Regions from separate parts of the Mus musculus genome. Here regions 1, 2 and 4 are each linked to region 3. The links are chromatin loops, found by intact Hi-C in ENCODE. Cell type or tissue: left cerebral cortex. All regions are shown on one strand. Each heading gives the region's core, and the rest is flanking DNA. Links, peaks and the distances in the headings are about the cores only. Region 1 overlaps 4930554H23Rik (RIKEN cDNA 4930554H23 gene). Region 2 holds the start of Otud7a (OTU domain containing 7A). Region 3 overlaps Otud7a (OTU domain containing 7A). Region 4 has its middle 100 kb from the start of A26c2.

Region 1 (7,843 bases), core at 1,800-6,799, 240 kb before region 3:
TGTTGGCAGTTGATGACTGCGGAGGGAGAAAGGGTCAGGTCACTCTCCATTGGGGATGTGGCAACTGGTAAGTTTCTCATGCCCCAGTGGACGGTCATACACACACATATATATATGGGCAGCTAATTGGACTCAGAGTTATCAATAACAAAAACAAACTAGAAAACAAGACACAAAGTTGAGAGGGATACAAGTAGGATGTACTATGGGAACTTGGAGATAGGATAATAGAAGGATATGATCAGTATACACTTTGTAGATGTATGGGACTTACAACATATTGTTAAAAATGGACTTTCTAGAATCATTTCTAAACCAACTGTCTGAGAGATTGTGGACTCAAGAGAAGACCCTGAAGTGGGATTTCTAATAATCATATTAGAAGAACCGTTGGCCAAAGACAAGAGGATAGACAAGAAACCAGATGAGGCTGAGCAAGGTGAGATCTCAGGCAAAGACACAGAGTCAAATCTAGTGGATCCTACAGTCAGACCCATTGAATTTTTTTTCTCCAGCTTTGACTCTGGTACTTATGAGTTCATTTTTGCAGCAGAGATCATTGAAATCCTACACCTTTAATATATGATCTCTCTCCCTGGCTACATAATCAGGTATTTCACCCCCATCCCCTGACCCAGGTGATATCCACAGTGCCCATGGTCTGAAATCCTGCTAGTTGCTAGGTACATTAACCAGGATTTCCCTGCTCCTGAGTTTCAGCTTAGCAATTTTCTTGTTATTCTCCTTCTCTCTCTCTCTCTCTCTCTCTCTCTCTCTCTCTCTCTCTCTCTCTCCCTCTCTCTCTCTCTCTCTGTGTATGTGTGTGTGTGTGTGTGTGTGTGTGTGTGTGTATTCATACACGTGCCATGACTTGCATGCTCAAGTTAGAGAGCAGCTGGTAGTAGAAGTTGGTTCTTTCTCACATTGTGGGTTGTAGGAATTGAACTCAGGACCTCAGTGTTGGTAGTATGCACCTCTACCTCACAAACCCTCTTCTCACCATACCTTATTTTCTATCCTCACCTTATCCTTGACTACGCAGTCCAACTTTTCTGCTGTATTCTGATTTGAGCCCAATACTACTTATTGCAAAACTCTTATTGCAAAATCCCTATAACATGTGAACCCTTTAATATAACACCTGGAGGGTAAGTTGTACCTCACAGCTGTCCATGTGGTTACACATATGCCTGTCCCCTGAACATAGGAGGACTGTATAGACAGTAGTCTGAAGGGAGATATCTGAAGAAAATGTCAGATATCTTCTTTCAGGAGCAAAAGAAAGTTAGAAGAGACGTCCAGTAATGTTCACAGAGACCTAGGGCACCATGGGAGGTGGGTCAACAGAGCTGGCCTCAGAGACCTAGGGCACAATGGGAGGTGGGTCAACAGTGCTGGCCTCATCAGATGCTGGGCCTGTCAAGCCTGAAGCGCCATTCTTAAGTACCTCATCCCAAGCTTACCTGAGCACCCAAACAGCAGATAGATTTTTCTCCCTACATCTTCCTTGATGCCTAGTAGTATAAATTACCACACCAAACACAACTGTTCTAACAAATAAAAGTATCAAGAAAATGATTTCTAATGATACTCTGCTATATTCATAGATTGGTGCCCTATTCAGTCAGTATCAGAGATGCTTCCTTCTGCAGCAAATGGGAGCAAAGGCAGAGAGACCCACTGCCAATATCCTTGGAACGCACAGCTCAAAGTGAGATGCCTCCATTAAATCCATCCCTCAGAGCTCAAGCAACCCAACTGAAGAAGAGGTGGAGATAGTGTAAGAGCCAGAAGAGATGGAGAACACCAGAAGAACAAGTCCCTCTGAATCAACTGACCAAGGCTCACATGAACACAGAGACCGAAGCAGCAAGCACAGGGCCTACACAGCTCTGCAGCGCAGGCCCATTGTGTATATATTACAGCTTTGAGCTTAGTATTTTTATGAGACTTCTGAGTGTGTGAATGAGTGGATCTCTGACTCTTGTGCCGGATTTCAGGGGCTGTTTCCTTTCTGGTGGGTTGCCTCACTCAACCGTGATGTGATAGTTCTTGTTTTATCTCATCATGGTTTATTTTGTCACGTATGGTTGTTATCTCTTAGAAGCTTGTTCTTCTCTAATGACAGAAAAGGAGCCGATCTGGAGGGCAGGTGGGGGAGGGGCTGGGAGGAGTAGAGGGAGGGGAAATTGTGAACAGGATATGTTGTATAAGAAAAGAATCTATTCTCAAAAAAAGGGAAAAATAAATAAGCTGAGGGGATAGGGACAAAGCTTCAGCCCAGACACATCTGTGTGAAAGAAAAGCTTGGTTTCCTGTCCTAACACCCCTAGTGTGAGAAGAAAGTCTCAAGGTGAACTCCCATTGTCTCACTTAACCTGGGTAGGAGCCGCCAGCGGATGTTTTATTACCGAATTTTCGAGAAATGTCCCAAAGCTATCTTCTCATCTAATTCCCACCCACACAAACAGGTAATTCCCTCGGTTTATTCCTGCACTGTATCCACTCCCAACTTTCACAGTTTGTGGTTTCTACATTTAAAATTGTTTTTCATAGAATCTGTTAAATGCCAGGAGCTGAGACTGATGGCTTCTTGATTTACTTAATCCTCACAGAAGCCAAAGAAGAGGGATTATTGCCTACTTGAGAGAAAGGAGGTCAGAGGATTATTGAAGAGAGCTTATGGGGATTGTAGGCATAATGGGGTCAGCCTTGGAAGAACTCTGTCTCCAGGATTCTTGACACCTCAGAAGTACCCAGCATCTCTGCCTCTGTCCTTGACTGAACTGCCTTCTGCATTCACGTGGCATCCACTCAAGGCCCATCCGACACCAATGCTGTCCCACAGAGCCGGTTCACAGGTTTCCCAGGCACGTCTGTTATCTTCTGAAGGTGCACAGCGGTGGCTGACATGGTTCACACATCCCATCTCTCTTGCTGGTTCCTGCCTATAAGGGAAAAGGTTTTGAGCATTCTCTTTCCCCACTCCCCAGGGTGTGTGGTGTAGGAAGCTTGCAATATAGACTCGCGGCTGGAATAAATGTCTAATGCTCATTACCTAGGTGTTAAGAGACAAGCGTGCTGATTTTCAGATTTAGAATGTTTATGTGTGATGTGGAGTGGTATGTAGTTGAAAGGTTCCTTTGGGGGTCCAAACAGAGTTAAAAGCTAAAAGAAACCTTTCTACCATAAATAGTGTCATTATATAAAAGTGGGAGAGAAAACATCATCTCTGTGGCTAGAATGCTTTGATATTCATATTTTTGTCTCTTCATCAAGCTATCCACTTGTATAACTGCCTTTCTATTCTACAGACACCCACAAGCAGCCCTCCCCTGGACTCAACTGTGGCCTGGCCTGCAGGGATTCTCAGAAAAGATCAAATGAGAAGCCTACAAAGCTCCCCCATTTAATCCTTGTAACCACCTTTGAAGTGCAATTATTATCTACAAGATGCTCAAGAACTGCTTCTGAGTTGCCAGTTGCTTGGAAGCCAGGAGGGACTGGACCAGACTTCCTGGCCCCTCAGCATCCTGGCTGTCTGTAGAACATCACCCCACACTGCCAGCTTTGCTCTAGGCTCTGGCTCCTTAGCTCCCTCCTCAAACCACACTCTCTTCCTGCACTGGGTTACTGTGACAGGATCTGCAGTCCTGGAAATTCCTCTTCCAAAGTTGCTATAGAAACTCCCGGTGTGGGTGTGTGGAGGAAGGGGTGCGATTCCTCCCAGCTGATGCACAGAACTTTGCACAGCTTGAGGCAGCATAGAATCAGACCCGTGGCGTTTCTCACCCAATTTGAGCCGCCCCAGAGTGTGGAGGAGGAAGACACCCTACTCCTTCTCTGTGTATCAGTGAGGGAAAAGAAAAAAGTCCTCTGATGTGGTTCAATTCTATCTAGAGAAAAGTGAAGAGCTGGCTGAGCCCAGCCACTTCAGAAACAGTGAGTCAGGACCAGAGTGGCCACCCAGCACGCAGGATGTCAAAGATTACCACCAGTCAAAAATGGACACAGCGTGCTTCTCAATATGATGCAAACAACACTCGCCTATTTTGTCAAGATACAGGTTAGGGAACCTGCATGGTCACATAGCTTCATTAGTCAGCCCTACAGTCAGCAGCGGGGACTGGGTGAGCCTCCTGATCAATAGCGCCCCCTGGTGATCAAGCGCTCAGAACAATCAGATGAAACAGGAATTTAATGTTGACAAACTGGATTTTCACAGGGTTGCCTGTGAAATTATCTCTTCTCACACAGTTCTTAAAATAAATCCTGTTGAAGGGAGGGTTTCACATGGGGAGAAGTGACAGATATATCCTGTTCTGCATAAGATGACTAATATCCGCACATGTTCACAGACACAAGCTAGAGAATGTCAGAGACACTCAGGCCTCGAAGACTCTGGGCCTCTTGGCCCATATGGAGAATGGGAGGTGAGAAAAACAGGTGAGTTATCCAGGAAGATGAAGACTCCACTGAACCAAACACTACTGAGTGCTGACTTGCATGTGACTGTATGCTAGGATAGATAGGCTAAGCCTGGAGATACAACTGAGAGATGCTGCTGCTCAATGGGCTTCATAGTGCACTGAGAGCAGTAGGGCATAGGCAGTTGTAATAGCAAGAACAAGAGAAATAAACTGTGGCATGTGGATAACGAAAGACTGAGTTCTCCACGGTGTGGATATGAGAACAGGCCAAGTTTAACCAGCTTTGTAAGAGTTTGTGAGCTTCCTAGATCTATCATAAATAACACTGTGTTTATAAGAGTCCAGGCCTTTAAAGACCAAATGTAAATATGTTTTTAAACATGTTTAAAACATTGACCACTGTAAATACAAGATATTAAAGAGTAATTTTATAGAGGGTCATGAGCTATGTATTCTAGGGAAGTAGTCATATCAGGAAATACACACAAAGGTCACCAGAAAAGAGCTGGGTCACACACACACACACACACACACACACACACACACACACACACACTGCTGTCCAAATGTGTCCAAGCTTTTGTATTGGAAAGTCCATGTTCTGGGAAGCATTTTGAAAGGCAGGGCCTGCTGGGGAAGGTTAAGAGTAATGGTGTTATAGGGCCCCCAATGGAGGAGCTAGAGAAAGTACCCAAGGAGCTGAGGGGTCTGCAACCCTGTAGGTGGAACAACAATATGAACTAACCAGTACCCCCAGAGCTCGTGTCTCTAGCTGCATATGTAGCAGAAGATGGCCTAGTTGTCCATCATTGGGAAGAGAGGCCCCTTGGTCTTGCAAACTTTATATGCCCCAGTACAGGGGAATGCCAGGGCCAAGAAGTGGGAGTGGGTGGGTAGGGGAGCAGGGCTGGGGGAGGGTATAGGGAACTTTCGGGATAGCATTTGAAATGTAAGTAAAGAAAATATCTAATAAAAAAAGAGTAATGGTGTTATGAAGATCCTAATTGTTTTAGGTTGTTCTCTTTTGTTCTACTGTTGTGTGAAGACCTTGTTTCTGTTTTCTGGGGATGTCCATTCAATCCAAGTCATCATCTTGGAAGTAGAGGTCAGACCCTTACCAGAAGCCTGAGCCTAGAACTGAGACTTTGAAACAAACAGAGTTGTGGGAAACAGTTCAGCTCTGATTCCAGTGTCTTCTTACAGCTGAGAAAAACAGAAAAGCATCTCCCAGTTTCTAACTGAATGTAACATAAAGGAGACAGTGGAGTATTTCTTATCCAGAAACAGAAGCCAGAAGATAGGAACCAAGGACCAAAGAAGACTTCTAAACTCCCTGGACAGTCAGTATACTTACTGCTTCAGATGCAAAGCCATCAGCCTTAGTCAGTGAAGAGTGTTATGCACAAATCCAGGCTAGGTGCTGGCAGGTCTGTAAGAAATGCTGCCTTCGTGCAGCCACGGGCTGTCAGACTTAAGAATGGAAACCAGTTTTTCTTTCCATGAGCAGACACATCTTCAGCTGTGTGGGCTAGAGGAGATTAACATAGAGAATTAGCACAGATAAGTCTGTTAATAACAGAAGCAAAAGTCAGTCCCAGAACCAGTAACCTGTGGGTAGTAGGAGGAGTGGAGTATGGAGAGTATTGCAGTTTGTACAGGCTCTAGAATTCCCAGTCTTTGGAATACAGGCAGGAAGGAGAAGAACTTTGATGCCCAGACTGACTCCCCAGGCAAGAACATCAATGTAGCTATTGTAAACAGGCATAGAATTAGAAGAAACTACATTTGAATGTCAAAAGGAAAGTAGGACCACTGTGGTTAAAAAATGGAGAATTTCAGTATATATCTAGAAAGTAAAACAATTTTAACTGCTAAACCAACCGGTTTAAACAATTTTAGTTGTGAGGTTAAAGGGCTTTGCATGAAAAATTCACAAGAGGGGTTCAACCGCAATTTGAGTTGGCAGAAGAAAAAGAGGTGAACTTCAAGATAGATCAACATTGATTATCCAGTTGCAATGACATATTTAAAAGAAATTGAACAGAGACCCCAGGAAAGAAGACAGGAGAGGGGGAAAGACCTTTGAAGTAAACAGGGATTGGAAGGATGTCAGATTTAATTTATATAACCCATCAGCACAGTCAACAAGCTCTAAAATAAATTCAAATAAAAATCACACCTTAAAAATATAATGAGACTGCCGAAAAACAAATTCTTGAAAGCAAGAGAAAAATGACTCATCAAGTATAGAAGAACAACAAATTAGCATTTGTTCTGAAGGGATGATGCATCGAAAACAGGGAGGGAGGGAGCAAAGCAAAGGACTGAAGAAGGTATGCCAGGTATTCTGCAGTCAGCCACACTACCCTTTAATAAAGACAGACCCAATGAGCAGATTGCAAGGGACAGGACCAAGCAGTGACTTTGGTCTATACACAAAGAAGGCACATGTAAAGAAAATTACATAATATAGAACACTTTAAAGAAAGTGCTCTTTCTTATTTAAATGCACTTACATAAAGTATTTTATATTATTATTGCATTTGATCATATATTTATGCACAATGATGGGTTAATGGGTGGGATACAAGGCTCCTGTTGCTTAGAGATCATTTAAATATTAAAAGTAGCATAGAACAGCAGGGGAATATAGCTTTGTTGGGGCCAAACTGCTGCTTTTTGCTCTAATTAGCTATCTGTAATATTCAGATAAACCACTAAAAGTGACTTTTTAAAGTCATTATTTCTTTTATTTATTTTTGAGATTATATGATTATATCATTTCCTCCATTTCTCTCTTCCCTCCAAGGCCTTCCTTGCTCCCCTTCAAATCCATGGCCTATTTTTTAATATAGTAAAAAGAAAGTAATAAAATGGGGTCACATACACAAAAACAACACTTATAAGGGAGATGTTTTGGTGAGCAAAGCACTCGCCATGCGTGGTCTGGCGCTGATTCAATTCCCAGAACCTACTCACGTAAGCTAGATATGGTATTGCATATCCGTAATCCCAGCAAAGTTGAGACAGGTGAATTCCCAGAAGTTCTCAGGCCAGCAAGCTTAGTATACAACAAGAAAAGGAAAGGCCTCAAAACAAGGAAAGCAAGGACTAAGAGTGGAGGCTGTCCTCTGACCTTCACACACAGAGCATATCACACACATGCCTGGATTCTCATGTGCTGTGCACAGATGCACTCACACATATATCACGCACACAGTTAAAACATTTTGAAAAGAGAGGAAAGAAGTAACACATATATTGAAAAATATATGAAAAGTTTGAATAGTAAAATTAAAGGTTGAATCATATAACACCACCAAATATAAATGAATTGGACATTTCAGCAGAAACAGAGACCAGAGACATACCTAGCCTGGTGCTTGCAGCCATGAGGATATGAGTTTTTAGTT
Region 2 (7,843 bases), core at 1,010-6,009, 140 kb before region 3:
CCCATTAACTGCATCTGGGAATGAGTTTCCCTTGCTCTGCGGGCCATAAGACAACATTGGGTCTCTTCAAGAGTAAAATGTAACACTTGGTCAGTTTATTCATTACTTTTCTCTTGCTGTGGTAAGGCACCATGACCTAAAGCAACTTTAAGAAAGAGTTTTCTTTGGTACATGGCTCCAGAAGGATAGAATCCATGACTGTGTAGAAGGCATGGCAACAGGCTAGGCTGGAGATGGCAGCAGAGGCAGGAACATTTCATCTACATGCAAAAGAGAGAAAGAGAGGGAGGGAGGGAGGGAGGAGGGAGGGAGGGAGGGAGGGAGGGAGGGAGGGAGGGAGGGAATGAGAATGAGAGAGAAAACAGAAGAGCAAGTAGGTTATGGCTATAAATCCTCAAAGTGTGCTATAGGTGGTGCCACACTCCCTCAGTAAGGCACCCCTATCTCCCAAATGCTCCCTAACATCCTAAGCAGCACCACAACCTGGTAGCCAAGTGTTCAAACTCATGAACCTATACAGGGCATCTATCAGTCAAACTGCCAGAGCAGTGAAAGGACAACTTTGAAGTGAAGTTCCCAGAATTAAATAGCACATGTATGTTAAGAATTCTATAAGGCAGATGTCTGATCTGTGGTTGTGGAGAGCTAACACATTGCAGGATAGGACCTAAATTTATCTTGAACTATTAGTGCCCTAAATAACCATTTATTCTGTAAAATTGACCTAAATTTTATGTGGTCATTGAGCAGGTCCCTTTATGTTGACAAGTCTGGGGAAAAAAAAAAAAAAAAAAAAAAAAAAAAAAAAAAAAAAAAACCAAAACTATTCTCCAGAGAGAAGCCGACTTGGAACCCTGGACAATACAACTTGACAGTACAGACCTGGGCTTTCCCAGTGCCCTTACCTAGTGGATATCTATCCTCTCCCTGACTCTTCCTCTTCTCAATAAGTATGCAGTTTATGTCTTCAGAACCCAACAACTTCAATTCCAAATGGCCTTCCTCCAACAGTGCCACCAGGATTGACGGAACAGGCAAAGGGAGTGCTCAGTTTGACTTGTAGCATGAGAAATTTTCTGAGCATTCACCAATGGAGATCCAGGAGATATAACAGCCTTAGGAACAGAACAGGAAAGAGGATTTTGCCTTATTCAGCTTTAGTCCCCTTCTCAACACAAAGCAGTTCAAATACTGATCTTGATAAATTATGGAGAAAAGTGTCTCAGAGAAGTTGAGAAAGTTATGCATAAAGCACAGCTTAGCAATCTGGAACTTTAGTTATACACACCTCTCCTAACGATGCACTAGCAACCCGTTGGCAACCTTGAATATCCATTTGCACCGAATTGTATCTACACCCCACTCGAAACAGTGGAATAGGTTTTTCCTTCCTGTAAAGACTGTTAGACATCGACAGTTTCTATTCAGTTAGATTCCAGCTATATAAGAATGGAATCCTAATCCAGTTTGAACTAGTCTTGTGTGTATATGCAATAAGGAAAGATGTGCTCTGAGTGAACTTTTAGGAAGAACACACCATTTAACCATCCTATGACTATGCAAAGTTGGGTGTGCATATGATTAAAATAAAACACATTATAGGAAAGGACGTGCATAGTGACAAATGGCTTACATAATCTGCTCTGTCAATCAAAACAGAGAACCACTGACGCTACATCCTTTAGCAACTAAATGTCTCCTTTTCTGGAAGACCATAGAATGAACCCTCCAAATAATAAGGGCCTTTGAGTGTGCTCACTGATGTGGCCCGCTGTCGGCTGTGTATATCTCTTATTTGTACTATGGCCTTGTTTTGTTGTTAGCTTGCTATACCTATGCACTGTTATTTCAGTTTCTTGAACAAGAGACCAAGAATGTGGAAACGCCCAGCTCTGAACCTAACAGGCAAAAGCTACACCAAGACGGTTAAATGAGAGGGCAGAAAGCAGTGGCATCCACTTGATATCAGGCTGGAGGAAAAGTCTTAAACAGTCACCACGGAGGAAACGTCTAAAACAGTCATGTAAACATTATTAATGGGGAAAGAAATAGGGGAAGGTCAGAGGGGCGTGGAAACAGTCAAAGTTTAGGGTGTTTAGAAAAAGAGAGCCAGCCCAGAGAAAGAAACCAAAGGTGAATGCAGACCACTAGAGAAAAGATGAGCAGGGCAGAGGGGAGGGTGGGTTTCCCTAAGTCCAGGGACAACCTCAAAAGGCTACACCCTAAGGGGGCAAACATGGGAGCGCGTGCATGGGGACACAGCGGGTCCTAGCGCGTCTTCGCAGAGCTCGGCGCGACCGAGGCCAACGGTGGCCACGAGCACGCGCGCTCCCCTACCCGCACCACTTCGGCGGGGGCGGGGCACGGTGGAAGCGGTGACGTCAAGGCAGGGCGCGCGCCTCGGGGCCGCGGACGGAGCCGGGAGGCGGGCGCTGCGCGCGACCGCGGGCGGAGCGGAGGGGCGCGGGGGGCGGAGCGCGGCGCAGCCAGGAAGGCGGGGGAGGAGAGGCCCGGGCGCCGCGCGGCAGCTGGGGAGGGGGCCGCGGCTGGGCGCGAGCGGAACAGCTGATCTGGTTTTCCCGAAGCCAGGGAAGATGGAAGTCGGCTAGCGGCGACTGCGGCGCTGCGGGCGGACCGGCGGGCTGCGCGGCAGGTAAGCGGCGCTGGCCACGGTGCTGCCGGCGGGCGGCGGGCCGGGCGCAGCGGGCAGGTGCGATGGGGCGCGCGGCGCGGGGTCGCCCTGCGCTTGGCCGGGAGGCGAGTGGGCTTGGGCAGGGGCTGCAGGACGCTGGGGGCGCAGGGCTCACACTGCGCGTCTGCATTGCGGGAACAGTTCGGGATCTCGTGGGCGCCACGGGCACCGGCTCCGGCTTCAGCCGGGCGAGGGTAGGGCGCGGCGCTCCCGCTGGCTCCGGCGGCTGCCTCCTGGCCCTTTTCGCGGTTCCGCACTGGAACGTGATGGCAAGCGCGCGGGACTGGGCCCTCGGTCCGTGGGGGCGCGTTGGGGGTCCGAAGGGCAGGGTTAGCTCAGAGCGGCGCCTGAGGCGGCTTGCACAGGGGCTATGGCTACGTGGGTCACGGTGGCCCCCGCGTACTTCTCTGGGTCTGACTGGCCAGCTGCGAAGGGTTGATGCAATTTGGCTCTGAACCCAGAGGCCTTCCCTAGTATCTCCTCACTGGAGGGGGAAAATTGTATCTGCTGTGCTTTAAGTGCTCCTTTAAATTTGGGAGATGTCAGTGATGTCATCATTAACTAAAACTTTCCTTCATTGGACATAACCGCTCAAGTGTACCCTCCTCCCGACCGGTACAGCTACTGCAGCTCTTTGAGAATCTTAGCCATCGAATTTGCTTCTCTGCGCTCAAAACTCGAAAACCTCATAAAGTGCAGTTTTTATTCTGTTGGCTTGAAGATTAGTACATTTGAGAGAGTGGCTGAAAGAAAATGTGTCCCTACAGGTCTGGAAATCAGCTGATCCAGAGCACACAGATCCATCAGGTATGGCAGTACATGCTTGTACCTTGCCTTATCTCTGTTAATGAAAATGACCTGTATGGGAAACACTTCTTTTTTTTAAAAAATCTATTTAGTGTGTGTCCAGGCAAAGGCAGACAATGGGACTAGAGCAGGGTCGTTGCAGGCCTTGATTGCTTCAGGTGAATCTGAAGGGTTCCTCCATCACCAACATCCCCGTCTAGGGTGTGCCTGGGAGAGGTGCTGGTTACTCTAGGGCTCTTTTAGCACTTGTGTGTCCCACCAGACCCCAAGACCTATCCAAAGCGTTCAAGGAATATGAGAGCCTAAGATCTACACAGCACACCAAGTTCTGGAAGAAAATTCCTCAATAAATGCCAGCAGCATGCCCTCATTTGATTATATGAGTATGCCATTAGTATCTGCTCTTATGGGAACAGCCGAAAGCTAGTTCCCAAGACAGTCCGAACATCTACTTAGGCCTGTTGTATCAAAAGGAGATCTAATAAGAGACCAAAGTATTGATGTTTTTGTATTTAATAATTAATGGCACCTCCTAATTGGTTAAAATAAGGATGCCTTAAATTATTAGTGTGATCATATTGGGTTTGCAAGGAACTTAGTGCCATATGCCACAGGAAGGTTTGAATCTGGAACCCTGGAAATAGTGGTTACTGTAGACTTTTGGTGTTCAGGGTGATCGTGAATGCAAATCATTACTTCATGGAGTCTGGCTACATACTAATCACAACTGTGCCTAGATTAGGTAGCAGATGTACCTTTGGGAAGTAAACTTCTGAGCCCCCCCCCCCCCATTGCTGGAGGAGGAGAGGGAGCAGCCACCAGTGAGTGAGCAATGTGTACATCATAGTCTCTGACCTCTTGATAATGTCAAACTTATTCACAGCGGTATGCTGAGAGAATAACCCATGGAGTGAAATTGGCCACAGGTACTGCTCTTCTGTGGTATTTCTCTTACACAGGTTGCCTTGTGAACTTGAGCTCGTGTTAGGTGCCAAGATCCTTCTGTGTTTAAAGTGCCTTCAGGGGTGAGTGGTTTTAGTGCCATGTACTGTGGAAATTGAGTCTCTGAAACTATGGTGGCCTTTGTATCCACCGTCTCCACCTGTACACTTGTGAGAATTTATTCGTTGTAACTATGAATACTCAACACTAACTGTTTCCTCTAGATGTATAGGGATTAGTAACATTTTTTTCCTGTAACATTTTGAAAACATCTCTGAAATGTATTTAGTTGAGTATTATGCTCTTCATTTCTAAGAAGCCCAAATTGCTTTATCTTGCCATTTTTGTCTGTCCCTCTGGATTTTAAGGTCATTCATCCTTGACTTAGGCCCATAGAATAAAGGCTGAGTCAGCTCCTGCCAAACCAGTAGGGGGCGTGCTGGATGTGCCTTGGCTGTGCCTCTACCAGATGCTTGGAGAGAATTACCAAATATTTATGTTGGATGGGTGGTTCCTGTGTGTGCATGTATGTGTATCTCATGCATAATCTCCTAATTTCCCCCTCCCCCACTGTGTGCCCAAGGAATGGAAAACAGAGAGGATATGCACTTGAGTGGCCAGATGTGGGGGCCATCAGTGTGAGCCTTCTGAATTGCCCCTGTCTTTGAAGAATAGCTGTTGGTACCTACCACACCTTGAGGCTGAAGACTTGATTTCAGGAGTACTGTTTTGGAGACAAGAGTTGTCCTCATCGACATGCAGTCCTGTGTGCTGGTGAGAGCCACCCTTGGCAACCTCCTACATAACAGTTGCCCCTGGTGTTCATTTCCAACTGACCAAACCCAGGCTCTCTGTGTTGTGGTACCTCCCAGGTGACCTGCTTGCCCTCCTTGGCAGGGTTATCAGCCTTGAGGTCTTTCTGATGGAAAAAAGCAAATGTTTAATCAATGTTCAGCTTTATCCCCTAGAAAATGAGAACAAGAGAAAGTAAACAACTACTTTTTTTTAAAATCTTAATGTGGTTGATATGTCCATAATGTACGCCTCCAGTTATTCAGTCATGTGACCCTGGGAGGCTGTGCCTCATGGGCTGTGAACTCAGATGGCCATGGTCTGTTTGAGGCTTACCTTAGGCAGCTCCTGTGGGCATGCCTCATGACTTCCGTAATTGTTGTAGTGTGCAGCTGTGCTACTGAACCCCAAAGGCTCCTGATGGATCCTACCTACCAAAGTAATTTCTCATAGCTGGAAAGAAAAGTTTAGTGGGCACCGCACTAGAGAATTCTCCAGGTACCCTGGCTCTAAGAATACTTACTACTCCTTTGAAATTGCCTGGAAGACCAAATTACTGGTTTGCCAGGCAGCAAATGGTAATGCTATAGTTTTCAGCTTTCTGCTGGGCCAGGCCTTTTACACGGAGTGCTGCAGATGGGCATGGATAAAGTGCCACTAGACATTAAAAACAAAGGTAGCAAATTACTTATAAAGCTACTACTCTATATAGCCGAGGGCAACCAAAGAAAATTCTGCTCAAATAGAATCCAGAAACCTACGGGCACTTAGATGGAAAGAAAATATTCATGTCTCTTTTTATAGTTAATTTGAAAATATTTTGAACCCTGAAAAGAGTATTTGCCCATTGATCAACTGCTCTGTCCCAGAAAGTTTGTGTGTAAGACTAAGAATAGAATGGTCTTATTGCAGACATGACAGAACAACACCAGGAGAAGCCACCTTTGTTACAATTTACCATTTTACCATTTATAGTAACAGACAGGTGAAGTGGTCTATAAATGTCTTCAAATCCGAGGGTTGGTGCCTAGTCTTATAGCATCTTGTTATACCATGCTTCGTTGATATCCCTAGGTGGCCTGCTTTATTTTTTTTTTTTTTCTGAAGGGAAACAGGAGTAGTGGATCTGAGGGAGAGAACGGGGTGGGCGCACTGGGAGAAGTGGAGAGAGGGACAGACTGAGGTTGGGATGTGTTATATGAGAGAATAAAAAAAATATCTAGGGAAGGGCTGGATGCAACCTGTCACCTTGACTATGTAGTGAAGGTGTGTTTCGCTGGCTGGCTTGTACATAACATATCTGAACTAAAGCAGAATTGTGGAGCCAAGGATGGGGACCGTATGGACCATGCAGCATCTCTCAGCCAGCCTCTCTGGGCAAGGCACACCTTGATCATGCCCCAGATTCTTCATGACAAAGGGAAACACTTTGCTTCCTACATCCCCAAATGCTTATCTGGTAAAATTGGGAACTCCACGCAATGCCAGTGCCTGCTGCCCTGGCCTTTGCTGTAACCACTCCATTCTCTGAGAACAAAGTACACATGGACGCTAACACAGCTCTTGCATGTTAAACTAAGCAGACCCACTGTGTAGGTTCAGAGGATTGAGTTTTTCTTCCCAAGAAACTATTTTCTACTTGAGCATAATTTTTCTGTTCCAAGTTTGCCTTACCAATGCTGTGGAAGTGTGATAACTGGATGGCTATAGGTGGCTGGGATTGCCGTGTTTGATTTAGGAAACATAAAATGAGACATTTCCGGTTCATTTCCTCGTCTGTTCTGTTTCATTCATTTTACTAGCTTACTGCACTTGCACACGTAGTTACAGGATAGCCACCTTTACCGTGGTGAGGTTGGCTCCAGTTCCTCCTTTACTAAACTAGGTTTGAAAGGCATACTTGAAAGGAGGCTGCCTGACACAGGCACAGATACCTGTCCCAAGTACCAGCTCTGTGTGTGTGTGGGGGGGGGGGGGGGGGCTCTGTTCACTGTCCCCTGAGGTAATGTGCTACCCTTGAAGGTTTGTTCAACTCAATGTCTGCATCAGGCATGCTGGAGAAGAGGCTGCACAGGGCATGCTGTGGGACCTGCTTCCCCAAGCTCTCCTCTATCCACTCGAGAAGCTGATAGGATTATCTTTGGATTCAGATGGTCAAAATGTCCTCCATGGTTGCAACCCGTTTCTTCTCAATTCCTTCAATGATGATTTGAGACTTGAAACTAGTATAGTATTTATCTGTTCATTTTTCTATTGCTATAATAAAATACCTAGAGCTGGGTAATAAGTGTTAAAAAAAAAAAGTAGGCTTATGGGTTTAGGGAATGCAAGCTTTAGATCAAGTGTCCTCTGGTGAAGGCACCCTTGACTGTAGGACAGAAGGTTACAAGAACATGGGCTAATCTCAATTTCTAACAACCTGCTCTCTAGAGAACTATTCCCTGAGCTCTTCACTAGTCCCTTCTGAAGGTTGTACCCAAGGACATTATCTCTTCTCTTGTTCCAGGACCTCCTCCTTACAATTCAACACATCACTCTTCACACTAAAGGCCAGGTTTCTAGCATGATTTGTTGAGGAACACACTCAAAATACATTTAAACCACAGCAAT
Region 3 (7,843 bases), core at 1,599-6,598:
TACAAAATTAATTAGTAAGGCATTTCCAAAGTACTTTCTATTCAGTGTCTGCTGTAGAAAACACGTTTTGATTAAGTACCATAGTTGTCCCTGATCTTTCCACACAAGACTTTTTCAAAGTGCCAAGGTTGGCGCTGTGTATATACTTTGAAAGAATTCTTTATCATTATCCCAAGAAATTTATTCTATAACATTGACCCTCATGTCAAATATTTTTTATTCTGATTGTCCAGATTTTACTATAAAGTTCTAAAATAAAAAGGACTTTTCAGACTATTATCATTTAACCAATTTAAATCTGTGACTAAAGGTCAGCATGTACAGGTTTTATACATGGTGTCACAGTCTCTGTGCATAAATAAAAACATTTAAAACATAAACATAAAATGATTTTTAAAAGACCCATGATACACTTTGAACCTCTGAGCAAACAGGAGACTCCCCCTTCAAAATTAAAGCCAGCGAGGCCTTTGCAGACAGCTTGCTCTAAGAGATGCTGAGAAGGTGAAACCTTTTGTAGTCTTGGATCTGTGTTTTTCCATTTTTCAGGACTCAATAGATATTACTGATACCATCGCACAATTGACATTGTAGAATGTATTTCCCCCCAGAGGATCTAGTGCCTTCAAGGTGATTTATAGCAAACGAGCTCGCAGAAACATGGACAGTGGTGATAAATAAGAAGAAGCAGGAGAGGGGAGACATAGAAAATTAGGAACAGGCAATGCTGCCCACAGCCTAGGGAGAATGAGAGGCACCAAGGAGCACTCTTGCTCCCTGCATGACACTACCTCCCTAGGAAATAGGCTGCAGACTAAAGCTGGCCTACCCAGAGCCCATCCTCTCATGGTCTGTACCTTGTGGCAGTAACCAAGAGCCTGGCTCCTCTGCTCACTAGTAAAGCCAAAGCTGTTTTTAACACCCACACCCTGTGTATGGTTAGAGAATTCTAGCTTTGCTCTTCCCTAAGCTAGCCAGGTTATGGTATTTGGCATAAACTGTTCATCACTATGTACTCCTGTCTTTGTGATTTCCACAGTCTCGTCTGTTCTGGGATCTCTTCTGAGCCATAAACAGAGTAGGAAGAATTACTCATAATCTCAGACAATGGACGCAGACTTATTATCCTCCCCATATAACTTCTGATGTGGGGACATCATACAAAGTGTAAGGGAGGGAACAGAGCCTTGCTGGATTCATTCTTTCCAGTGGGAAGCAAATTGGAAATGGTAACTCCATTTCTTTATTCATATTCTAATGATCCCTTCTAATTCTGGGTTTGATGAAGCAATCAAAAAACTGTGACTAAGAATGGAAGTATATTTTGTAAGTGGAGGAGGCCTGAGTATGTGAAATCTGGTCATAATCTCCAAGACAAGTTGCTTTAAAATGGTGTGAGGACTAGAGCTTTAGCTCAGGATTAAAGTGTTAAAGCCTTTACCTGGTATGGACAAGATCCTAGGATCAATTCCAGAAGAAGAAAAGGAAATAAGAAGGGGGGGCAGAAAATATTGGGGAAAGGAGGAAGGAAAGGATCGATCTGGGCTTTATGGATTATACTTGTAATCACAGAGATTTGGAGGCTGAAGCAAGAAAATGCTCCAATCTGGTGTTACTGGGGTCTCAAGGAACCAAAGCACAGACATACACATGCTCACGAATGCATGATTATGTATCAGCTGAAAATCTGTCAACTAATAAGGTCAGTAGTTCAGGGAACTGACTGCCACTGAAGAGATAGTTGTGATGCAGCAGAATAGCACAGGCCTTTACCACCAGTTCCTCTGGATAGAAAACTCAAGGGCAGCCTAGACTACAGAGTGGGTGCAAGGCTAAGCTTGGAACTTAATGAGAAGCCCTTTCTCCACCTTTCAAAAAGTAAAGAGAAGGCTGAGGGTGTGACTCAGCACTTGTCTAGCATAGAAAATCCCTGCAATTGATTCCTGCTACTGTAAGGAAATAGGGAAGGGAGGGAGAAGTGGACAGTTGTTCACAGTTCCTGGGAGAAGGGGGCATGTCATGCCATGTCACAGGGGGCCACCCAGGGAAGCACAGGGGCTGGTCAGGAAGTCAGGAGAGGGACGGCTGTGGGCAGGGCTTTTGAGTGGTTTCTGATGTAAGGAGTAAGGACAGAACTAGCCAAAGAAGCAAAGGCCCTGAGCATCAACACATGTAGATGTGTCCAACACAGAGTAGGGATAGTTCTTCTCCTTTGCCCATGCCCTAATTGATCATCTGTCTTTAGTGTTGGATTTCAGGAGTTCACTATAAATTTGACTAAATTCTTTTGTCAAGTATGTGGTTTGTAAGTCTGTCTCAGCCTATAACTTCTCTCTTTACCTTAATATATATTAATATATATTTATATTTTATATGTTTAATATATACTTGCATATTTGTAGGTCTCAGCATTGCATTTGATAAGTGTGTGCAATGTATAATATGAACAAATCACACTTATCATCATATCCATTACCCCAAACATTTGTCATTTCTGTTTGAAAAATATTCAAAATCCTTTTGTGTAGCTGTTTGGAAATATATAATAAATACTTTTATGCCTCAGGATCTTTCATGGAGCTTTAACTTTGATAATGTTTAATGTATTGGTTTTATTATCAAGGTCACAAAGACCTATGCCCCAAATATTTTATTCTAACATCTCATAGGTTTATGTTTTATACATAAGCCTACTATCTAGCCAGGTGTTGAAGCATATTTCTATAACCATGGCACTTTGTGGACACAAGCAAAATAAAGAGTTTGAGGTGAGGGGCTGTAGAGATGACTCAGTGGATAAGACTGCCTGCTCTTCTAGAGGTCCTGAGTTCAATTCCAAGCAACCACATGGTGGCTCACAACCATCTGTAATGTAATGCTCTTCTGGCATGCAGGTGTACATGCAGATAGAGCACTCATATACATTGAACAATTAAAAATAAATCTTTAGAGAGAGAGAGAGAGAAAGAGAGAGAGAGAGAGAGATATTTTGGGGTCAGCCTTGCTACATGAAAAGGCCCTATCTCAGAACACCAGATCTAAATCTCCCACCCATCCTGACTGATAGCCTATGAAGTGTGAGACTGGGGTTAAAGAGGTGAGACTTTGCTGATTGACATCCAGTTTGCAAATGGCTGCAAATGCTTTCGCTCCCTTTAGCTTCATCTTTGACGTTGCCAGAGACCAAGCACTTGCTTCCCCAGCACATAAACTAAAGAGAGTGACACAGAAAAGCTTACCATGGTCTCTGTACAAGGATGGCATGCAGCTCTCTGAAGAAGTCTGTTTGAATGTCATTAAATTGTTTGCTTAAAATGACACAGTTTATTTAAAATTTCCCTAAAGAAAAAAGAAAAAAAAAAAACAGTGTAACATGCCAGCAATCAGCAACCAACAACCTCTGGAGTGTATACTTTAATAGATGAATCATATGACATGTGGGTAGATTTTCTCAGTAGAGCTGTTTTTGCCCAAAGGGATGAGGGGCAATCAGTGGCCTATGCTTTTACACACTGATGTCTGATTTCTCTGTATTGTACAAAGATCTATATAGCTCAATAGTGAGTGCCTTCTATATAACCCCAGGTGTATAGCAGATGGTGTGTGTCAAGTCCCTTTCACTCTTTTTTTTTTTTTTTTTGAGATAAGTTGTAGCCCACACTATCCCACACTCACAGTGTAGTGGCACCAGATGGCCTGGAACTCTCATTAATCCTCCTGCCTCAGCTTCACTATTACTGAGATTACAGGCATGAGTTACCATGCCTGTCTTACATCAGAGAGTGATTACTCCCATTTCATTAAAAAAAAAAAATGTAACTGGGTGCCATATGGCTGCCCAGGTTACTCCTGTCTAGGAGCCTCTATGGTGTTTTTCCATAGTGACCAAACAAAATGTTATTTTCTCCTCATCTTGGGATCAGTTGTCATCCTTGGGTGTGTAGATGACAGCTCCCTAACTGACAGGCGCGCAGTGACACCTTGTGGTTTTGGTTTGCAGCTCTTAGATAGTAAGCATGCTAAGCCCTTCCCATATACCTGCTGGGGATTTCTACATTGTCTCTGAGAAATGTCTGTTCAGTTCTTTGCCCATTTTTAATAGATTGTGCAGTGGGCTTTTGCTAATGAATTAGATATATTTTACAGATTTTGAAAATTAGCCCATTTGTATGGTTTGCAAACCTTGTCCCCCGTCCTGCCAGCTACCTTCCATCCCACTGGCTTTTCTTTCTCTATGGAAGCATCTTAGTTTGATGAAGTCCGTCTTGTCAATGCTCTGGGATCACAGCCAAGAAGCATCTCCAAGACCGAAGGCAAGAAGAGTTTCCCTTATGTTCTCTTTGAAAAAAACAAAACTTTAAATTCTCAGGACTTATATTTGATAACTTAATCTGTTTTTATCCTTTGTCAAGTATGTGGCTTGCATCTTAATATCTGGGGCAAGATTTGAATGTGTAAGGTAAGATTAAGTCCATTTTCTTTCTTTGGCTATGACTATCCAGCCTTGCAACACCATTTGTTAGAGGGACTGCCTTTTCCTCATCAGGTCTTCTGGCAGCCTTGGAAAGGATCATGTGACTTGATCTGTATTGCTCTGTCTGGGCTTTCAACCCACCCCACCATCCACATGTCTACTTTTAGAGCAGTACCATGTGGTTTTGACTATTACAGGCTTTTAATACACTTGAATTGGGAGGTATAATGCCTCCAACTTTATTCTTGTTCAAATTCTCCTGTGTACTCAAGGTCTTTTTTTTTTTCCATACAAATTTACAGTTTCTCTTTTTATGTTTCAATTGGATTTCCATTATGATGTTTTTCAAAGATTGCACTGACTCTCAAGATCAGTTGTGTATTATTGACATTGTAACACTTATATTTTTTTTCAATTTCTGAACATGAGATCTCTTTATGTATAACCGTGTCTTTTATTTCATTATTTAGTGTTTTAAAGCCTTAACTTCTTGGTTGAGTTGATTCCTAAGGATTTTATCCCTTTGGCTGGTATTGTAAATGGGATTGTTTTCTTAATTTCTTTTGTATTAGTTCATTGATGGTGCTGTGTTTCTCTCATATCCTGAGATTGTAATAAATTCATTGATCACTTTTAGTATTTTTTTCTCTGTGGTTTTTCTGCTTTCTATATTGGCTCGTCTGCCTAGATGATCTCATGTCTTCCTTTCTAGTTTGCAGACCTTTCATACCTTTTTGTCTAAGTAATCTGTCTAGGACTCCTACAATCCTGTGAATAGAAGTGGCAGAATGAGCATCTTGTTTTGTCTTTGACCTTATCCTTATGATGTCATGAGGCTTACCACAGGGGCCATTATTGTGTGGAGGTAAATTCCTTCTGGTCCGAAATTATGGGAGCTTTTGTCATTAAAAATTGTTGGATTTTTGTGATTGTTCTATGTCTATCAGACCTTGCAGATTTTAGTCTTCCTTTTATTTTCTGTGTGGTGTAGCACATTGGATAACTTCGTGTGCTGAGCCATCCTTGCATCTTAAAGGTATATACTACTTGGTAATGGCAAGCAGTCTTTTTGATGCAGTATTACATGTGGTTTGCTAGTATTCTGTTCGTGATATTTTCACCCATGTTTATCATGGTCTTAATTTTTTGTGCTATCTTTATTTTATGACGACAGCAATGATAACCTCAGAGAATAATTTGTGCCATTTGGGAGACAGAGGCAAGAAGACTGTCACATGACTGAGTGCGGGTTGGTCTACATAGTGAGTTCCAGACAAACTAGGGCTACATTGTGAGATACTATCTCTGAGAAGGGGATGTTCCCTTCTATTTTGTTGAATAGTTTAAGAATATTGGTATTACCTTTGAATGGTTGATTAAACACAGTGGTTGTTTAAGAGATCATTGTTTATTTTCCATGTTTCTGTGAATTATTTTATTTTTCTCATTTTCTGTGAATTCTCTTAATTTCCTTAACGGCCTTTAGTTCAATTTTACTGTACTTAGGGAAATGTTTGATATGTTCTCAGTCTTGCTAGACTTGTTAAGTCTATCCTGGAAAACCTGTAGACTTGGAGAAGTGCGTCTTCTGCTAATCCTGGTAGAATGTTCTGCCTGTTGCACCCATTCTATCCACAGGGTTCTCAGTGACTACTATGTCAGCTCTAGAGCTTCTTCCTGCTGGATTTTCTTTCTGTCTGAGTGTTTCACCCATACTTGACAGGGACCACAGAAACTTCTTCTTCTTCTTCTTGTATTGTTGTCTCTTTCTTTCTTCTCTGTCTAGAGAGGCATCCCTATGAATTTCTACAGTTTTCCCTTCTTGGAACATTTGGAACCAAGCTACAGTCCAGGCAAGCCCTTCCTGTGTACCTGTCCTCGGGTGTTGACCATGCCCTCGGTGTCCCTGTCCCTGAGGACTCATTCTTGTCCTGTGTAGTGATGAGGGTCTATCAAGGGTGTGATACAATAGAAAGAAATATTCTGCATGGCTCTAATGTGGCTCCTAAGAATTTCCCAGGCCTGTACTCCATGGCTATGTCACTGATTAGAATTTAGGGACTAGTGGTTCAGTGACAGGTGCTGGTATTTTAGGAAAAATTCTTGAGTTATATACAAAACTATGGTCTTGGGTACTTGTCCATTCAGCTGGATCAACCATGACTCAACTAGAAAAATACCTTTTGTAGGATGAATAACAAATGAATTTTAATGCTGAATGCCACTGAGTTTATTTAATGTCTATAATTTCTTATAATAACATATAACTCTTTCAAAAATGGAAGATAATTATTATGGAAAGTTGGAAAATACATAAAAGGACAAAGGTGAAAATCACAGTTCTCTGGAATCCTGTCATTGAGAGGTTATAGACTAGCAACATTTTTCTTCTTTATTTTTATTACAAAGTCAGAGTTTGCTCGTGATAACAAATGGCTCCATTTCTAGTCTTTTCTAGGCTCAGTTCTGTCTCCCAAGGCACACTGGACTTCTGTACATTTTCTTACATTTATACTTACATGGCTATTTGGAGAGCTTTATCTTATTTCATTTTGTCTCACCAAAGAACTTAGGCCATATGTTCCACTACAGCTTCTTTTCTTTGCTATTTCCAGACACATGTGTTTATAATATGCATCTACACATCTATAAACACATGATTATGTGTGCATACTCACAAAACCCTACTTTTTTTAGGGAGCTTCATAATGTTTTATGGGTGGCAGGATGCATGTAGATGCCACACAGGAAGATATATAAAACAAAAGTGTATCCTGAGACTTCTTGTGCTCCACCTCACCTGGCCTGCACCCACATGGAGAAAGCAGCTTCATGGTCAGCCATAGTCAGTGCTTCTAGCACTCTGGCTGCAGACTCCACTTGGACAATGTGCTCTATTCTTCAGGGATACCAATCCCCTTTGGTATTCTGGCTACAGAATTCACTACAGAGATCTTGGGATCAGAGAGGACTCTTCAGTAAATATGATGTGTGTCATGGAATCTTATAGCTGCCCCTGTACCTTTCCCTATGCCAAGTACCCCAGGCCTGCCTGGCTGAATCTGTCCACAGCCCAGATACTGCTGGTACCTCTGTGGATGTCTGTACCTCTCAGAATTGCTACCCTCTTCTCTAGTACACTTAGGGCTTGGTATCCAAGTTTGTTCACTAGCTCTCTGCTTTCTGAGCCCCAATTCTGGTCCTCCAGTCCTTGGGCCTTTATCCTATGGTCCCTGACTATAGAATGCCCTTGACCTGAGCAGTGGAGCTGGAAAGCCTGGCTTAGTGAGCCCTCTGCAGGAACATGTGGGGACTTTCAGGTCCTCGGTGGTTTTGGCACATCTTAGGATGTGTTCTCTGTGTCCTCTG
Region 4 (7,843 bases), core at 1,278-6,277, 660 kb before region 3:
GCTGTTTTAAATATGAGCAAAGATATAAACAGATATTTCTCAATTTCTTATCTGACCTACAGATAAGGCTGATGATACTGTCTGAGTTTAACGATACTAAAAGTACCCTGACAAAACAACTGTTTAGAGAAAGGAATTTATTCAGTTTACAGAATTGCACTTCCGGGGTCCCATCATTATGAGGAAGTCAAGGCAGGAGTTGGTCATATTTATCAGAAGCAAATAGAAAAATGGATGCACGCATGCCTGTCTGTGTTCAGGTGACCTTCTCTCCTTTATCTAGTAGAGAGTCCAACCCTTGAAATGATGAAACCCACCTTCATGGGGAGTCTTTCTATTTCAGTTACCCCAATTAAAAACCCTCATAGGAATGCCCACAGGCAACCCAATACAGATAACCTTTCATTGAAGATGTCTTTTAAAGTGATTCTGGGTTTTGTCAAGTTGACAATGAAGACTAACCATCATGGATGTATAAAAATGTGCAGTGTTGGTCATCAGGATACTATAAATCAAAGCCACAATGAGTTATCAGTCCACTCACTAGAGTGTCTACTGTCAGACAGACTAAAGATAGTAAGTGCTGGAGAGATGCACACTGTTGGCTGGAATATAAATTTTTATGGTCTTTATGGGTAACCGTATGATGGTTCTTTGAAGAGTTAAGCAAATGTATCTACCTTGTGATGCAGCAGTTTCACAATAATGAGCACACATTCAGGAGGAGATGAAACCAGTGTCTTAGGAAGACTTCTATGTCTGTGTTCATCACAAACTCATTCACGGTAGCACGAAAAGCACATGGAAACAGTGAAGAGGAACACGGAAGTAAAAGTAACATTTAAATATAATACAGATATACAGGGGAGCACGAGACAGCCGTAAAAAGAATAGCATCCTGACACTGAGACAAGTTATGAAACATCAGATCCTGCTGAGAAGTGAATGCAGAGAGCTGGTACAGAAAGGTGAGCATATACTCTCTCTTCTCTGTGGAATGTTAAAAGGTGCTTACATAGAAACCAAGAGACCTGTGGTTAGTGTAGCCTCAGAGTAGAGGAAGGGGGGGGGGGGGAAGGCTGATACTGTGCTGCATTCTGAAGTCAGCCAGAGACATCAGCCTGCTCTCACACAGAGCTCTTGCCCTGCAGCTATGCATAGTACAGCTGGTGCCCCACAACTCAATAAAAAGAAATAAAATAGGAAAGGTCATGATTGCACCTAGATATGTTGTAGGAGAAAGTTTATTGTGAATAAAAGAGAAAGTGTATTTAGAGGCAGTGATATTTAGGAGGTATATATATATACATATACCATGTGCACACACACACACAACATAAGAGGTCCTCAGTGCAGATCTATCCTAGAAAAATATATAGTTATCCTGGGCATACCTCACCTTACACTATTTTACACATACAACACACACACACACACACACACACACACACACACACACCTGATTCCTCTATATAATGTCATTAGTATATTAGTATGTGTGGTCTCTAGGGTTGTAACAATTTTGCACAGCTCTAAAGGCAACCTGAGAAGTCAGCCCTAATGAACTCTGTAAACTAACAGCTGCTACCTCTACCACAGGAGGGCGCCAATACACCACCCACCTGTGGTTGTTTAAAGAAGCAAGTTATTAGCAATTGATACCAGCTGTCAAAGGAAAAATTAGTTTTCTGCAATGTAGTGTCACTGGGTATATCAACCACACTCCAGGCAGGCAGGCCCCATGACCAGGAGTAGTTGTCTTATTGGGTTTTGTGGGGGTGTTGTTGTTGTTGTTGATGTTGTTGTTGTTGTTGAGAAGAACATAAAGTTGGATGATAGAGTGGTTGGGAGGATCTTGGATTTGAGGGAGGAGAAAACAAGATCAAAATAGAATATATGAAGCCAGGAAGTGGTGGAGCACTCTTATAATCCCATCACTAGAGAGGCAGAAGCAGGCATTTTCTGTGAGTTGAAGGCCAATCTGATCTACAAAGTTCAGGACAGCCAGGGCTCTTAAACAGAAAAACCCTGACGTGTGTGTGTGTGTGTGTGTGTGTGTGTGTGTGTGTGTACATATATACATATATATTAATACAGAGATTTTAATAAAATATTAAATTATTGGTCAAATCATAACTCATTTGTTGAAAACAACACACAGCACTCAAAACATTGATTAAAACAACAATTGTAGGAGATTGGGGGTAGTCAAATCATGCAAATTAAGTAGGACTGAAAATGATATTTATATTGATTTTTTTCAAGGACTCTGGCTTTTTAAATCAATACACATTGATTAGCTTCTACATAATCTAAATTAACAGTAAGGTCTACTGCAGTTACCTTTGAACTTTCAGAGTCAGCAAACAGCTTGCAACATTTTCAGTAGGTAGAACGCCACTGGTGTTGGTTCACTGGATAAAACAACAAAAACTGCCCCTCTTCCCCAGTAAAACCACAATTAAATATTCTTAAATAAAGTTCCTTACCTTAAAATGATAAATTATACACAAAAAAATGACTGCTTTCAGAGGCACAACCATAGACATGATGGTTTCAGACAGATGAACAGAAGCGTGTGTGTGTGTGTGTGTGTGTGTGTGTGTGTGTGTGGTGTGGTGTGATCTTGCATTTAGGGTTGAGGGCCCAGCCCCTGGCAATCCTCAGTGCAGGACTATCCTACCAAAATTGTATAGTTATCCTAATTATACCTCGACTTACACTATCTGCACCACCCCAGTGGTAATCTGCAACAAACTTGAGTTCTGTCCCAGAGAAACCAGCAGATGCAATATCTACCTAGGCAGGCACAGTGTTTCAGGCCTCTCTAAGCACTTTCTAGAATGTCTGGTCCTGTAAGTTTTGCTAACCAAATTTACCTTCTTCAGATCGAGTGATGACACTGGGTCAGGGATATTTAACAGAACATTACCCTGATTGGGGGGGGGGGGGGAGGAACCATTAGAATTCACCTTCCAGAGTTGCCAAAAGAATCACACAGGCCCCAAACCCCTCAGCATGAGAACACGTTGCAGGTGTGTAACTGTAGGTTTCTTGGTGTTTGTTCATCTTCCCCAGTCAACAGTTTACACATCCACATTAATAAATCAATTTGCTTGAATATCTATTTAAGTGCAAACTTCATATTGCATATCAAAGCTGTACTTGCCACCTAAGGCAAAGGTTTTTCTACTGCAGTAAATGTTCACTTACACGAAATCCCTTGCAGTATTCTGAAAGGCCTCAAGTCTTCCATCATATCGACATTTATATACAGATCCATTTTTATGTGAGAAAAGGATGGGCATGATTGAATACAGATGGATATTCAACTTGCTAAGTGAATATAAAAACATCTGGATGCACATATGCAGGACTCCCTTGTGTCTGCCCATGCTGAGGTGGCCACGAGGACGATGGCCTGGCAGTTTTCACTTTAGATCTCAAGCAGCCTGACGCCCAGATGGTGACATAGCAGGCATTCTAGGCAAAGGTCAGCCAGACTTCTGTCTACTTCCCATGCAGGGTCACAGGTTTGTCTACAGACATTTCACATCTACATGGGTGTCTAAGTCCAGAGCTTTAGAATCGAACCTCTATACCTGCACTGCTAGGAGTTCATTGCACAGAAAATAATGTAGAATGAAGCCTTTGTCTGGAAAGATGCTCAACAAGTGGAAGTGTTCTAAACGCAGGTCTTTGCAGAAGCTTCTTTTCAGTGAACAGGTCAGGACTTTTTACTACGGCTCCCTAGGGCCAGTTCCATATGGGCAGAACTACATGAGTATAGAAGACCAAAACTTGATTGCTTCGGTCCTGATGCCAAACCCACACATGTGTTCTTACAGAGGTCCAACTGCAGTACTCTGTACAGAAGCCCGCAATACCAAACCTCAGACAGTTTTTTGTTTTGTTTTGTTTTTGTTTGTTTGTTTGTTTGTTTTTAGTTCACAAAGGACAACAGAGCAATCAACCACTGGGGAATGGTCCTTCTGAGAGAAGGGTGCAATTGCTATATTTACCACAAGTGGGTGCTATTGTACAGCCTATCCTGAGACACAGTTTTAAAAACTGAGCCCAGAGAATAAGCATCTACTTGAGATGTGTATTTACATATTTATACATTTATGAACACTGTAAATTCATTTAAAAATATAAATATATGCCTATGAGTGTAGACAGAAATACTTCCTTCCCAAGTCTGTGTACGCTGTGGATTCCATCTAAGTCAAATTCCGGCACATTTTACCCCAATGATATCTCCAAATCCCTGTGACATCACAGACTTGGAAGCAAGGCAAAGCTCATCAACTCACCCTTATATATAGGTTCAGGGAACTGAACTTGGTCCTGGGCAAAAGCAGCAATGTGTTCTTGATCTCTGAGCCACCTCTCCAGCTCCATGAAAACACGTTTTTGGTTTTTTTTTCAACTTTCTGCCTTGAAACAAAATGTCCACAAGCCATGAATGCTGACACACCCTAAAGTCTCGGCTAAGTGAGGGTCAGGAAGCAGGAGAATCACATGAACATCAAAAGTTGGAGGTCAGACTGGGCAACAGAGACCACTTCTCTAACCAACAGACATTATAAATACATTTAAACAAAACACATGCAAACTTAGAGAAAATATTAGAATCATGCGTAAAAATATAAGAAGTTCAAGATTGTTACATAAAAAGAATATTTTATGGTGAGGAAAATGCCCTCATATTAATTCTGACACTGGTAAATAACCTAAGGAAGCAATTCCAAAACTAGAAGCATGACTCGGCAGCAGACTTGTGAAAATACTTCAAGAGAATTTTTTCTTCTTTCCAAATACATGGGCAGTTGTGTTGTGTATCTACACCTCATTGGAACCAACACAGTAGTACTTAATTTCCTTGATAACTGTGTACTTTATAATTACTCCTTTGGAGGTAACACAATGGTTACATGGTTACACAAACACAAATGGCAACATCTTTTTTTTTTTTTTTTTTTTTTTTTTTGCAGTTGTAGCAGTTGAACCCGTTGACTTAGCATCCAAGGCAAGCACAGAGATACAGCACGTTAAGTCTACTTCTTCTACTATCTCCTGTTGTTAAACATACAGGAAACATGCCCTCAAACACTGCTGAGGAGTAGGTATTGATACAGCCTGTCCAGAGAACAGGCTGCCAATTAAACTCACTGATTTACTATTGGGGATTTATGCTGGAGAAGTAAGCAAGCATGAACCAGTCCAAAGATTAACTGTGACCCTATTCATAGCACAATTGATTATAACACAAACCCTTTGGAACAAAACCTAATGTCTTTTTTTTCCTCCATTAATTTGTTTATTTATTCACTTTGCAGTCTGATGGCGGGCCCCTTCCTTCCTCTCCTCCAAGTTGCATGCTCATACCTCCCCTCATTCAGAGAAAAGAACCCTCCTGGGTACCCACCTACCCTGTCCTGACAACAGGACTAAGAGCATCCTCTCCCACTGAGGCCAGACAAAGCAGCCTAGCTATAGGAAAGGATTCCAAAAGCTCACAACAGAGATAGAGACAGTTCCTGCTCATATTATTGAGGGACTCACATATTGGATTCTTAGTTTGAAACTGTGTCATGTAAGCTTTCCTTGCTTCATAAGCATTGGTTCTATTTGATTTTTCGGTATTATATCTACTGAGGAGGCAGAACCCAGCACTGACTATGAATGTGATTCTCATGCCTGGCAGACATGGTCTTGGTCAGAAAACAACAGAGCATTGCCCACTAGTTAAATGACAGAGGAAATCCTAAGCTCTGTAGTCGACTATTAAGCTAGATTCAATTTCCCCCTAGCAGGAATCACTAAGGCCAGCTATTATTAGACGGACATATTTTCCTCAGAAGTGCCTTATCTCTTTCATCTGGTGCCATTCCCTGGCCTTTGAATGACCACAATTGAGTTCTGTCAAGCAAACCTAGAAAGGCTATCAATTACCTTCTCTATGTACATATACATGGCAGCCAGCTCTCTCTGATGGTTGGTACACAGCTGATTTTGTGTCTAAGAAGAGTACTAGCTGCACTTTCACACACCTGGACCATACTGTAAATATTGCCTTGTATACTCCCCAAGGACTTCTAGGTGAGAATTCTGCTGAGAGGAGAACATGTCCCTGCTGGAGGACTGTGCCCTTTCATCTGGTAAGTGTGCACAGCCTTGTTTCCAGCAGAGACTTACCTAGAACTGACAACAAAGTGGTCTTTAGAGATGTTAGTTCTCATTGCTTTCAGAGATGATTAAAAGGCCCACTGCCACTGCCCAAGAATCCAAGTTTGCAGGTGGTGTTTGTGAAACTGTAATACTGTGTTTCATTTTTTTATGTTTATTTTATACATACATATTTATTTATTCATATACTTGACTATATATATGTGCATTAGTTACATATTTATAAATGCATTTTATCAGTATTCCTTACAAAATACATAGTTACATTTATTTTGTATTTCTCATCATATTAGGCCACATTTCTATGAGTAAATTGTTAAATTTTACAGATAGATATTAATAACTTTATACAATCATCTACATCTGTAATATTTATTTACACATATTTTGCATGGATATGTAAATATTTATCAGGCTGGCTATTTGGAGTCTACTTGTCCTTGCAAGATGCATCTTAACATTGATGCTCTAAAACATCTTTAAATCTTCCACTGTTCCTGACCCCTCACCTCTTCCTGTCTGGACTATGGCCTAGAGTTATCATATCCATGCACAATTTACCTCTCCTGGATTCTTCTACAAGACCTTGGAGGCTATATGTCAGTCTCTATGCATAATTATACACAGGTCTACCTCATATTTAGTTAGTTAGTTAGTTAGTTAGTTAGTTAGTTAGTTATATGGTTAGATTTACATAGCAAAGATTTGTAGCAACCTTGTATCAGGCAAAACTAACAGCATGTGCTTAATTTGTAACCATGAGTTGTAATTTGGTAAAATTTACAGAATTTCAGTTCTTTAATTAGTGTTTTATCATTTTGGCACTCAAAGAACCAGTGAATACTTTGATGATAACTATTGTGACACTCTGTCTTAGTGTTTCATTGCTGTGAACAGAAACCATGACCACTGCAACTCTTGTAAAGGAAAATATTTAATTGGGGCTGGTTACAATTTCAGAGGATTAGTCCATGATCATCATGGTGAGAGGCATGGCAGCACACAGGAAGACATGGTGTTGGAGGAGCAGAGAGTTCTTCATCTTAATATACAGATGGCAAGTAGGGGACTGTGTACAACATTGGTGTAGCTTGAGCGGATATAATACCTTAAAGTCTGCCTACACAGTGACACACTTCCTTCAACAAGGACACAGCCACTCCAATAAGGCCATTCCTCCTAATAGTACAGTTCCCTATGGGGTAACCATTAAGCACATGAGTCTATGGAGGCCATATCTATTCAAACTACCACACACTCACACTATAAACCAAAACCAAATAAGTAAATATGATCTCTGTCCCTGTCTCTGTCTGTCTCTGTCTGTCTCTGTCTGTCTCTGTCTCTGTCTCTCTCTCTTTCTCTCCTGCCTGTTCCTCAAGATACAAGGACACAAACATATTGATATTAAATCATTTAATAGCCTTTAAATAGCTTCTAGGTCTTCAAGTATTAGAAATAATCACAAGTGTTTCACTTCTAATCAAAAGCAAGAAATGTATAGGTGTAATGTAAAAAGTAGTATGAAAGAAAACAAAATGGAAGCTGTATTTCTTGTAGATCCAGAAGAAACTTTATTAAGGTAGTTTTTAAAAATATGATTGGTGGCCTTCCCAGAGACTGTCCCACCTGGTGATTCATCCCATATACA

Evidence for each region. Peaks named below come from ENCODE experiments on the same cell type or tissue, not always from the same donor. Only the 100,000 strongest peaks of a DNase experiment are listed, where the experiment ranks them.
Region 1: it touches region 3 in a loop (4-fold over the local background); 3 of 42 quality-filtered maps call a loop at or near these places.
Region 2: a loop joins it to region 3, with 3 times the contacts of the local background. A loop is called at or near these places in 3 of 42 quality-filtered maps.
Region 4: it touches region 3 in a loop (2.7-fold over the local background); 2 of 42 quality-filtered maps call a loop at or near these places.

What each region holds. Positions count from the first base shown.
Region 1 is chr7:63,342,112-63,349,954 of GRCm38, forward strand. It overlaps 4930554H23Rik (RIKEN cDNA 4930554H23 gene), which reads right to left. Exons shown (of 10, transcript NR_131089.1): 9 at 5,785-5,958; 10 at 2,581-2,948. Among named protein-coding and RNA genes, the nearest start is that of 4930554H23Rik, 98 kb to the right of the region's middle. In left cerebral cortex, for the core only: a CTCF peak has its summit at 4,156 (motif pointing left); DNase peaks (open chromatin) are centred at 2,588, 2,952, 3,737, 4,192 and 2 more places; H3K27ac peaks cover 3,661 bases.
Region 2 is chr7:63,442,275-63,450,117 of GRCm38, forward strand. It overlaps Otud7a (OTU domain containing 7A), which reads left to right and starts at 2,498. Exons shown (of 14, transcript NM_130880.1): 1 at 2,498-2,653. 4930554H23Rik (RIKEN cDNA 4930554H23 gene) reads right to left here and starts at 2,255. Exons shown (of 10, transcript NR_131089.1): 1 at 1,289-2,255; 2 at 906-1,115. In left cerebral cortex, for the core only: CTCF peaks have their summits at 3,282 and 4,874 (motif pointing right); DNase peaks (open chromatin) are centred at 2,423, 3,209 and 4,978; H3K4me3 peaks cover 2,954 bases; H3K27ac peaks cover 2,085 bases.
Region 3 is chr7:63,582,731-63,590,573 of GRCm38, forward strand. All of the region lies in intron 1 of Otud7a (OTU domain containing 7A), which reads left to right. Among named protein-coding and RNA genes, the nearest start is that of Otud7a, 140 kb to the left of the region's middle. In left cerebral cortex, for the core only: a CTCF peak has its summit at 3,983 (motif pointing left); DNase peaks (open chromatin) are centred at 3,503, 3,730, 3,936, 4,268 and 1 more place; H3K27ac peaks cover 1,171 bases.
Region 4 is chr7:62,920,838-62,928,680 of GRCm38, forward strand. No RefSeq gene overlaps it. Among named protein-coding and RNA genes, the nearest start is that of A26c2, 100 kb to the left of the region's middle. In left cerebral cortex, for the core only: CTCF peaks have their summits at 1,606 (motif pointing right) and 4,014; DNase peaks (open chromatin) are centred at 1,604, 4,059 and 4,260.